2 separate regions of the Homo sapiens genome follow, and region 1 is linked to region 2. A link is a contact called in ENCODE Hi-C or POLR2A ChIA-PET data. All regions are on one chromosome and are shown on one strand. Each heading gives the region's core, a stretch centred on a gene start or an enhancer-like site at or near the end of the contact. The rest is flanking DNA. Distances are from core to core; before and after follow the strand shown.

Region 1 (5,370 bases), core at 2,398-4,897, 43 kb after region 2:
AAGGAAATAAAAGAGACAGGGTCTCACTCTGTCACCCAGGCTGGAGTACAGTGGCACGATCTTGGCTCACTGCAGCCTCAACTTCCTGGGCCCAGGGGATCTTTCCACCTAAGCCTCCTGAGTATCTGGGACTACAAGCACATACCATGATACCTGGCTAATTTTTGTATTTTTTATAGAGACCAGGTTTTGTCATGTTGCCTAGGCTGGTCTTGAACTCCTGGGCTCACCATAATGTCATTTCTAGGACTCTGAGGTCTTCAGCCACTCTGCTTTAACTTTCCATGGTCTGCTTATAATTCTTTTATGTGCAGTGTCCAGAGTTTTAGTTGTATTTAGTAAGAGGAATAGAAAAATGTACATCTACTCCATCTCTCCATCTTTCTAGAACCAGGAGTCAAACCTCCTTCACCTTCATTTTTGAAGGATTGTTCTCCTGGATATAGAATTCTTAGTTGACAGGTTTGTTTGTTTTCCTTTCTACTCTTTGATTATGTCACACCATCATCCTCTGGTCTCCACTGTTTCTGATCAGAAATCAGCTATTAATCACATTATTGTTGCCCTGTATGTGATGAACTGTTTTCCTCTTGTTATTTTCAAGATTTTGTCTTTCAACAGTGTCAATATGATTTGTCCAGGTGTGGTTTTTTGTTTTTGTTTTTGTTTTTGTTTTTGCAGTTTATCCTAATTGAGGTTCACTGAGCTTCTTGGATTTATAGATAATCTTCATCAAATTTGGGAAATTTTCAGATTTTTCTTTCAAATTTTTGTCCCTTTTGCTCCTCTCCATTTGAGATTCCCTTTACACATGTGTTAAAATTATGTTGGAACACATGATGTTGTTGCACAGGGCTGTCTTGATTTTTCTCTGAAATTTTTTCTGCTTTTTAAATTTTTATGTATTTATTTTGAGACAGGGTCTCACTCTGTCACCCAGGCTGGAGTGTATTGCCATGATCTGGCTCACTGCAGCCTTGACTTCGTGGGCCCAGGAGATCTTTCCACCTAAGCTTCCTGAGTAGCTGGGATTACAGGTGCATACCATGATACCTGACTAATTTTTGTAATTTTTGTGGATATAGGGTTTTGCCATGTTGCCCAGGCTGGTCTCGAACTCCTGGGCTCCAGTGATCTACCTGCCACAGCCTCCAAAAGTATTGGGATTACAGGCATGGGCCACCATGCCCAGCCCTCTCTGCTCATTGGTTTGGATAATTCCTTTTTCTTTTCTTTTCTTTTCTTTTTTTTTTTTTTGAGATAGAGTCTTGCTCTGTCACACAGGCTGGAGTGCATTGGTGCAATCTTGGTTCACCACAGCCTCAACCTCCCTAGGTTCAGGTGATCCTGCCACCTCAGCGTCCCAAGTAGTTAGGACTACAGATGTGCACCACCATACCTGGCTAATTTTTTATTTCTTGTAGAGACATGGTTTCTCCATGTTACCAGGGTTGGTCTCAAACTCCCAGGCTCAAGCGATCCACTCGCCTCAGCCTCCCAAAGTGCTAGGATTATAGGTGTGAGCCACTGCACCTGTCCTGGATACTTTCTCTTGATCTACCTTCAGGATCACTGAATCTTTCTTCTACCATTTCTTATCTGCTCTTGTGTTCAACTAGGGAATTTTTCATTTCAGTTAGTAGTATACTTTTCAATTCTAGAAATTCTACTTGGTTCTTTTTTTAAAATTTCTATTTGATTCTCTATTTGTTGACTCACAGTTGGCGTATTTTATAGCAACTATTCAAATATACTTTAGTTCTTTAAATATAATCATAATAGCTATTTTTAAGTCTTTGTTAAATCTAGCATCTGGGCCTACTTGGGAGTTAGTTTTAACTTAAATACTCATCTTCTTTAGTATGGGTCACACTTTCTTGTTAGTCTGCATGTTTATTACATTTTAGCTGAAAACTAGACATTTAAGATTATACATAATATGCATAATTTAAGATTACATATATAATCTTAAATAATCTTAAATGTTTATATGTTCAGATATATATGTGTGTGTGTGTGTGTGTGTGTATATATATATATATATATATATATCTACCTATATATATAAAGAGAGAAAGAGAGCGAGAGAGAGAGCACATGTATATGTAACAGCAACTCTTGATTACCCTATTTTCCTGAAGGTTTTTGTTCTGTTTTGTTTTGTTTTGTTTTGGTAACTTACCTGAATATAAACTGTAGAATCTCATTCCCCATGGTCTGTACCCACTGATGTCTCTGTTCAGATTTTTTTTTTCAATTCCATTGAGGTCATATTTGTGTTGCATACTTGAACAGCTGACCAATAATTTAGACAGAGGCTATCTCAGATACTTTGAACCCACTGGGCTTTCACCTTTCATGAACCAAGGTGTATGGATTGAGAAATGGCATTCAAAGTGGCAGTCATCTCAAGTCTCCCTGGCTTTCACTTTTTGCTGGGCTCTCTTGGGTCTTCCCTGCTTATGTTTAGTTTCCCAGAAAGCCTAGAAAAGCTTATTTCACACCTTTAATGTCTCTGTTACTTGCGCGATCTCCCTGTTAAATTTCTGGCTGGTCTACCACCCATCACAACTGCTACCGTGGGCTAGTCATGCTGCAGGATTTCCCAAAATATTCTAACGTGAGTCTGCTTTTTTAGCTGACAAAGCCACAGGCTTTCAGTGCCCCCATCCTCCACCCTGAATCAAGTCAATCTTTGGCTGTAAGGCTTTGGTTTTCGCCACCAGTCCTGAACTGACAGTTACATTTTTATTTTAGTTTTAGAGACAGGGTCTCCCTGTGTCACCCAGGCCACAATGCAGTGGTGCAATCATAGCTCACCATAGCCTCGACCTCCTGGGGTCAAGTGATCCTCCCATCTCAGCCTCCTGAATAGCTGGGACTACAGGCATATGCCACCACACTCGCCTAATATTTTATTTTTTTATAGAGACAACATCTCACTATATTGACCAGGCTGGTCTTGAAATCCTGGCCTCAAGAGATCATCCCACCTCAGTCTCCCAAAGCACTGGTATTACAGAAGTGAGCCACCATGACTGGCCTTTTATTTATTTATTTATTTATTATTATTATTATTTTTAATAATAGAGTGTGGCAGAAAGAGGATATGGAATCAGTTCCAAGCAAGAACGCCACATATTCTCACCCATTCTTGGCCAAAGCTATAGAAGTTTCTCAAGAATCAACACTTCTCAATTTATCACCTCCCTTTGGTGGATTTTCAGTTTCCAGTGGTTGGGTGTGTGTTTTTTCTTTACAATTTTGTTCAGTTTTGTACTTGTTTTCTGTATTAGTGAATCACTTGACCTCTTACATTGCAATTACCAAAATAAGAACTCAACCAAATGTAATTAGGATCACAACAAGAATGGAATTTCTTAGGATCCTGATTCTCAACAAGCCAATTACAGAAAAATGTTCATGAGATAATTAAGGACATGTAAATGCTGACTGAGTATTTGATAATATTAAGGAATTATTTTTAGGTTTTTTTTGAGATTTGATAATACCATTATAGTTTTGTTTTTATTATTATTTTTTTAAAAGAGTGTTTAGCTTTTACAGTCACATACTGAAGTGCTTTTTTTGTGTGTTTTGAGACAGGGTCTTACTCTGTTACCCAGGGTAGAGTGCAGTGGCGTGATCATGACTCACTGCAGCCTCAATTTCCTGGACTCAAGCAATCCTACCACCTCAGCTTCCTGAGTAGCTGGGACCACAGACACATGCACCATTTTAAATTTTTGGGTAAAGACGGTGTTTCACTATGTTGCCCAGGCTGGTCTCAAAGTCCTGGGCTCAAGTGATCTGCCCATCTCGCTCTCCCAAAGTGTTGGGATTATAGGCATGAGCCACAGCACCCAGCCACATACTGAAGTTTTCTAGGGAAAAAAGTACATAGTATTTGGGGTTGGTTTTAAAGTAATTCAAAGGTGTTAGATTAAACTAGATTGGATAACTGTTAATGTCCCAGCTTTGTAATGTGTCACCTTGGCTAGACTGAACCTCATTTCCCAGAATTCTCTTCCCTTTATGTTTCTCGTTAGGATGTGCTACAGAAGACATTTACTAAGCAACCTAGAAGACAGAAGAGTAGCAATAGCCATAGTGTTTTTATTCTCAGAAGACTGATACAAGGGATCCAGGCAAGGCTGCAGCTGTTTCTCACTGACCCTATATCCTCCTTTAGTTTCTCTGGGTCCTGGGCAGGTCTGTATTTAGCTCTGTGATGAAGAGCACTAGCTTCTCCTGTATGAAATCCACATCATCAAAGTATTTTTATCATCAGAGACACAGCCTCTGCACATCTTCCTCCTAAAAGAAGCCTCTTTCAATCACCTCAACCATCTTTCGAGAAAGGAACTCTTTGTTTTCAAATATTCTAGAATTTAAAATGACTGACGTCTCTGTTAATTACCATACCATCCATTTGTTGAGAGTATACTAATCCTTATCATCGTATTTCATCCTCATAATCACCCTGTAAAGCAGGAAGTATCATTCTTTTCATTTTAAGGATGAAAATACTGAAGCTCAGAGAGATGAAATAAATGGCATCCCCAAGATCACACAGGTAGCAAGCGAGAGAACCAGGAGTCAAAGTCCATCACACTGTGGCACCTGCAGGCTTATCTCACCCCCGTGCCTAACCAGATAGAGTATCTTCTAGGTTCAGCAGCATCTCTACCCAAAGTACATATTTGTGAAAAATACAGTCAAAATACCAATAATTTGTATTTTTTTTTACCTAATGTCCAACGTGAAAAAATATTTTAAGAGTGAGCAGATGAAACCATTACTTCAAATAAAGCTTTTTGAATTATGTTTAATTTTATTTATCTCTGGGGACAAGGACCAATGAAGAAGGGACTGCAATTAGCATTAGCCTCTCCTGCATGAGAGGAAAAGGTGACGCCCAAAGAAAGGTCAAAGAAAGAAAACTAGAGATCAAATTGGAAAGAAGAGCGCAGTAAAACACACGAATCAAATTAACAACCTCCACTGTATTTTCTCTGTAAAACCAGCATGCCATTGTGGTGATTACCATTTTAGTGAAATGAATGAAAACAGTCATTTCCTCCATGCTACTTGTTTCACCCACACCAGATTAGAAACGAAGAGAATTTTTGAAATTGTATTACACTTGCTTATACCACGGTGGCTCCTGATTTTCCAATAATATAAGTCACTTTCAGACCCCAAAGTCTATGGTAACCGTTCTTGCTCCTGGAGTAATACATGAAATCAGGTATTTAAAATACCAGTCTACTTGTAAAATAAATAGCACATAAATAAACAATAGCAGCTAATATTTACCAAGCACATTACAGTTGGATATTGTTTTCTATATTTTTAGTCTTCCAAACA
Region 2 (5,043 bases), core at 569-3,068:
AGTTGGAGGATGGGTCAATAGGCGCAGCAAACCAACACGGCACATGTATTCCTATGTAACAAACCTGCACGTTCTGTACATGCATCCGGTTTTTTTTTTTAGAAGAAATAAAAAAAATAAGTTGTATATATTACGTATTATTTTCTTTTTTTTTTTTTTCTGAGATGGAGTCTCGCTCTGTCGCCCAGGCTGGAGCGCAGTGGCACGATCTTGGGTCACTGCAACCTCTGCCTTCCGTGTTTGAGCAATTCTCCTGCCTCAGCCTCCCGAGTAGCTGGGATTACAGGCATGCACCACCACGCCAGGCTAATTTTTGTATTTTTTTTAGTATTAAAAAATCACCATTTTTTAGTATATAAAATCACCATGTTGTTCAGGGTGTTTTCAAACTCCTGACCTCGTGATCTGCCCACCTTGGCCTCCCAAAGTTCTGGGATTACAGGCTTGAGCCACCACTTTCTGTGTGTGTATATGCGTGTGTGTGTGTGTGTGTGTGTATAATTGTGTGTGTATAATTGTGTGTGTATAATTGTGTGTATATATATTCAATATATATCCATATATACATGTAGTATAAATGTTTGTAAATACGTTTTTAAAAGTCTGGAAAGATAGACTGTTGATAGTAGTCACCTATTGGCATGGATATGGGAGAAGACCAGAAACTCACAGAATGAGGAGCTTCTATACAAATTTTATTTATGCTTTGAGTTTCTAATTTTACCTAGGTATATTAAAGCTCTGATAACTAAAAAATAATAAATTTTCAAAGAAACTTGATAAATAGTTAAAAATGAGATAATTCTTAATTAAAGCAGTAGAAGTTCAGAAAATGATTACAGTAAAAAGATGACAAATTATTCCAGAGCTCTCTTCACCTCTGCAGGTCACATTCTCTATCTCCTTCTCTTCCTCCTCTTTAAAAAGCTAGCAATTGGAACAAACACTTTAGAATAACTGTTTCACCTATGGAATAAAATTTTGCACCCCCTCCCTTTTTGCTCATACCTCCTAGCCTTCCCAAATCCACACTACCCCTAAATAAAAGGTTTGCCAACTCTAGAGATCATTTGTACAACAAAAAAAGAAAAAAAAAAATCAAACCAATACAACAAACCCAAACTGGCCACTAGAGGGAGAACATCACACATAAAACCACTTTGAGCTACCACTCCACGGAAAACCATACCCACAGACGGAGGTACAAGGGTTGGCTCCACAAGAGATTGTTCAAAGGTAAAAGCTCACAGGCAATCATCAATGTGATTCAGCCTTTGGCTTGCCTAATATGTCCTGAAGCAAATAGTTTTATTAATAAATATAAAATTACAAATGTGAATATGTTTCCCATATTAGTGAGGTCTCCCCACCCTCCCTGCTCTGAATCAAATTTTTACAAATGTTCTGGAACAGAAGCAAATGTTGAGTTGGAAGCTGCCCTGAAACTGAGTCTTAACGAAACAATACCCATTTTTGAGCCCAGCCACAGAGTTAGGAGAAGCAAGTAAGAAACTTTAGCCTCGTTTTACAAAGAGCAGGGGATTTAATCTTATCAAGGAAGTCCTCTCATATACTTTTTCAGACCGCTATTTCATGAGGATGACGCAGCACACTTTTCCTTTCATTCTTCACACACTGATCTCAGTCGTCTTTATCAGCCACATTCTTTTTATGTATTTGTGCCTGGAACGAATGAGCTGATAATGCACCTTTTGATCATGTTTTCCAGTGGATGAATGTGTTCCATGCACCCAAGCCTTCTTCCACGCCGCCCCTAAAAAAAAGTCCATTTCTTTAGGGTAACATCATCATTTTAAAAAAGAAGTGACACATGGGTGGGGAGGGAGGTGTGATGGAAACACGTCTTTCAAAAATGTGTAGTCGTAGCCTCGGCCACTTCATTACCACATTGAGAATAATTTCTGCAGTGTGACTAAGCATCAACCCTTCAAGTTTGGAGTGGATTTAAAGCAGGTCAAAGGTTTACACTCAGATCCCTCTATACTGACTGCTTTAACCCTCCTGCCTTGATTGTACCTTTTCTAGAAGTACTTGCACATAATTTTCAAAATCTGAAGAAGAAATAGATTTAGTAACTTGTCCAAAGTCACAAATCTAGTAAGTGGTAGGAGAAGAATTTAAGCCCAGACAGTCTGGCTCCAGAGCCCATGTTCTTAACCACTAATCCATTCCACCTCCTCACTCTTTGCCTTTTTACTCCTGCAAGCTATCCCTTGCCCCAGTAATCTCCCGTCTTCAGTCCACCACTCCCCACCCCAAACTCACAATAAAACAATGGACTCAATGATACAGTAGAGAGAACGGAAGTCACAAAAATGGCGTGAGTCCTGGTTCTGCCTCACTCAACCGTGTCACCTGGGGCATCTTGAGTCCTAGTTTTCTAAGTGCACATTGGGAATATTAACCAAAAATAACCAGTTCCCCCCCAAAAACTACTCTGCAAATTAAATTAGGTCATGTACACAAAGCCTCCAGTACAGTGCCTGGCCCTGGAAAGCAAACCAGCCAAGACAAGAGAAGACATAGAACAACCACAATTTACCGCACAATGAACACAGTCTACCAGGAGAAAGTGAGCTGTTTCAGAAAGTAACACTTTCACCTTCCTCAATGGCTTTATAATACAGCCACCATCTGGGGAAAGATGGCTGGGGACATGGCAGGGTCCCACCACAATGTCACCTTGAGTGGAGGCTGCAATAGTCAGGGAATCTTCCATGACTTGCACCGAATACTTGCAAAGCCCTTTTTGGGAGACATTTTATACAAAGTGATTCCAACTACAGGATTGTTGAGGGTAGTCCATGCATAGAATTATGTTCCAAAGGATGTAGGTCCATTATTGCTGCGTGTAAAAAAAAAAAAAAAAAAAAAAAGGGTGACAACCCCATGGCAGGGCCATCTGTCTGTGAAGGGGCCAGGGAAGCAAATTCACCTCTACATTTAAGAGGTCTCCCAAAACAAACAGGAAGGAAGTGCTTCTGAACAGTTAATTTAACTTGCTCTTGAGGTCATTTAAACCCAATTCTTTTTGACCGTCCTTAGAAGAGATGGAGAAAGGCTGTCATTTTCTCCCAAGACAGATTCAGTCACTGTCAGACCTTGCTCTTCTCCTAGATGAACAGCTCTCAGGTTTTTTGGTTTCAGGATCCCTTTACACTCCTAGAAATCATTGAGGACCCCACAGAATTTCTGTAATGTGCAATATATCTACAGACATTGAACATATTAAAAGATTGACCCAAGTATGGTGGCTTACACCTGTATCCCAGAACTTCAAGAGCTGGAGGCAGGAGGATGGCTTGAGGCCGGGAGCTTAAGACCAGCTTGGGCAACATAGTGAGACCCTCATCTTTACATTTTAAGAAAAAATTAAGATTAGGAATTTTTTTGAGACGGAATCTCACTCTGTCGCCCAGGCTGGAGTACAGTGGCGTGATCTCCGCTCACTGCAAACTCCGCCTCCCAGGTTCACACCATTCTCCTGCCTCAGCCTCCCGAGTAGCTGGGACTACAGGCACCCGCCACCACGCCCGGCTAATTTTTTGTATTTTTAGTAGAGACGGGGTTTCACCGTGTTAGCCAGGATGGTCTCGATCTCCTGACCTCGTGATCCGCCCACCTCGGCCTCCCAAAGTGCCGGGATTACAGGCGTGAGTCACTGCGCCCGGCCTAATTTTTTAACATAAAAATATACAAGCTCATATTCTGTGAGCCCTCAGGCTACATATCATACAGTCTCTAGAAAACTCTACTGTATACTCTTAGATAATTTAAAAAACAAACAACATCTTAATATTATTATGAAAATCAGTTTGACTCACAGGCCCCCTGAAAGGGGGCTGGAGGTCTCTGGGGTCTCCAGACCACACTTGGAGAACTGCTGAGCTAGATAAAACCTCCTACAACAGGTTGTAGTGAGTTCTGTCTGCCACATCCTGAACCCTTCTACTTGGACATCATATTGATTTTCATTTGTTTATTTTCATTTTTATGATTTTTAGGGACAGGGTATGGCTCTGTCACCCAGGCTGGAGTGCAGCAGTGTGATCATAGCAAACTCCTGAGGTCAAGCAATCCTGCCACCTCAGTCTTACTCCTGAGTTGCTAGGACTATAGGACTATGCTACCATGCCCAGCTAATTTTTCTATTTTTTGTAGAGATGGGGTCTCACTATGTTGCCTAGGCTGATCATGAACTCCTGGCCTCAAGTGATCCTCCTGCCTTGGCCTCCCAAAGTGCTAGGATTACTGGCATAAGCCACCCTGCCCAGCCCCCATCTTGATTTTTAAGTCTGGTAATTTATGTAGTTAGAATTAAAATCCTGAACCAGTAATATCAAAGAAGGATTAAATAAGAAGTAAGAATGTAAACAATGAGGCAGAACTACCCAAACAACTATTCTCTAAAACTGAAATGCAAATTAGCACTGAAGACACCACAGAAAACCTTGAACAGGCAGATCAACACAGTATGGGCCAACAGACTATCCTCCCTTTTCGTTTTTCCTTCTTTTTAATTATTGTTATGTCCACAAATGACTTTTCCATTGGTATTAAACCTGCTAGAGGTTCTTTGTGAGGTGGATTCAAGAAGAAAATACCCAGAGTTTCACAATATAGGTAGCGATAACCAGGTCTCACTTTCCCCTTCCGTGAGAACTTCGTGGGACAGACCGACCGCGCAGGATCAGGTATTTCCAAATTCAAGTACTAACACAAGTTTGGGGATTAATCATGCCAGCTTTTTTCTTTTTTAATGTTTGATATGGGGGTCAAGGTTAAGCTTTTCTATGCAGTCTCTTTGTTCTTTCTTACTCTTAGCCCATTTTGTCCTCTTCTCTGTGGCTGTAACTCCATGGCTGCCCAGGACCATCTGGTAGTACCTTCCTGCTCCTTTGCTTCTAATAGTCATATTTATAACAGGAACAAGTACCTAGGAAGCACTTATCCCAGTATCTGGGAAGCACTTATCCAAGTACTTTGTGCTAAGCACTTTATTTTTGCATTTTCTCATATCTC

Evidence for each region. Hi-C counts contacts between places; a loop is a spot of excess contacts on that map. ChIA-PET counts read pairs that join two places held with the same protein, here RNA polymerase II (POLR2A). Pooled maps may share reads with other maps.
Region 1: a loop to region 2 is called in a map of natural killer cell, with 4 times the contacts of the local background. The contact joins two enhancer-like sites. A Hi-C loop is called at or near these places in 8 of 168 maps with a recorded cell type or tissue (CD4-positive, alpha-beta memory T cell, aorta, ascending aorta and 4 more), 1 of 37 single-sample maps with no recorded cell type and 16 of 50 pooled maps. POLR2A ChIA-PET finds 5 or more read pairs at or near these places in 2 of 52 experiments (WTC11 and activated CD4-positive, alpha-beta memory T cell).

The regions. Positions count from the first base shown.
Region 1 is chr3:4,390,589-4,395,958 of GRCh38, forward strand. All of the region lies in intron 7 of SUMF1 (sulfatase modifying factor 1), which reads right to left. Among named protein-coding and RNA genes, the nearest start is that of SUMF1, 74 kb to the right of the region's middle. RefSeq lists an enhancer at 3,497-3,791. Within about 2 kb of position 3,648, at least 4 of the 41 ENCODE cell types and tissues checked have a DNase peak (open chromatin) inside an H3K27ac peak, as active enhancers do; they include endothelial cell of umbilical vein and natural killer cell, where a contact is called at or near this core.
Region 2 is chr3:4,349,858-4,354,900 of GRCh38, forward strand. It overlaps a transcript of SUMF1 not described here. Among named protein-coding and RNA genes, the nearest start is that of SETMAR, 49 kb to the left of the region's middle. Within about 2 kb of position 1,819, at least 7 of the 41 ENCODE cell types and tissues checked have a DNase peak (open chromatin) inside an H3K27ac peak, as active enhancers do; they include endothelial cell of umbilical vein and natural killer cell, where a contact is called at or near this core.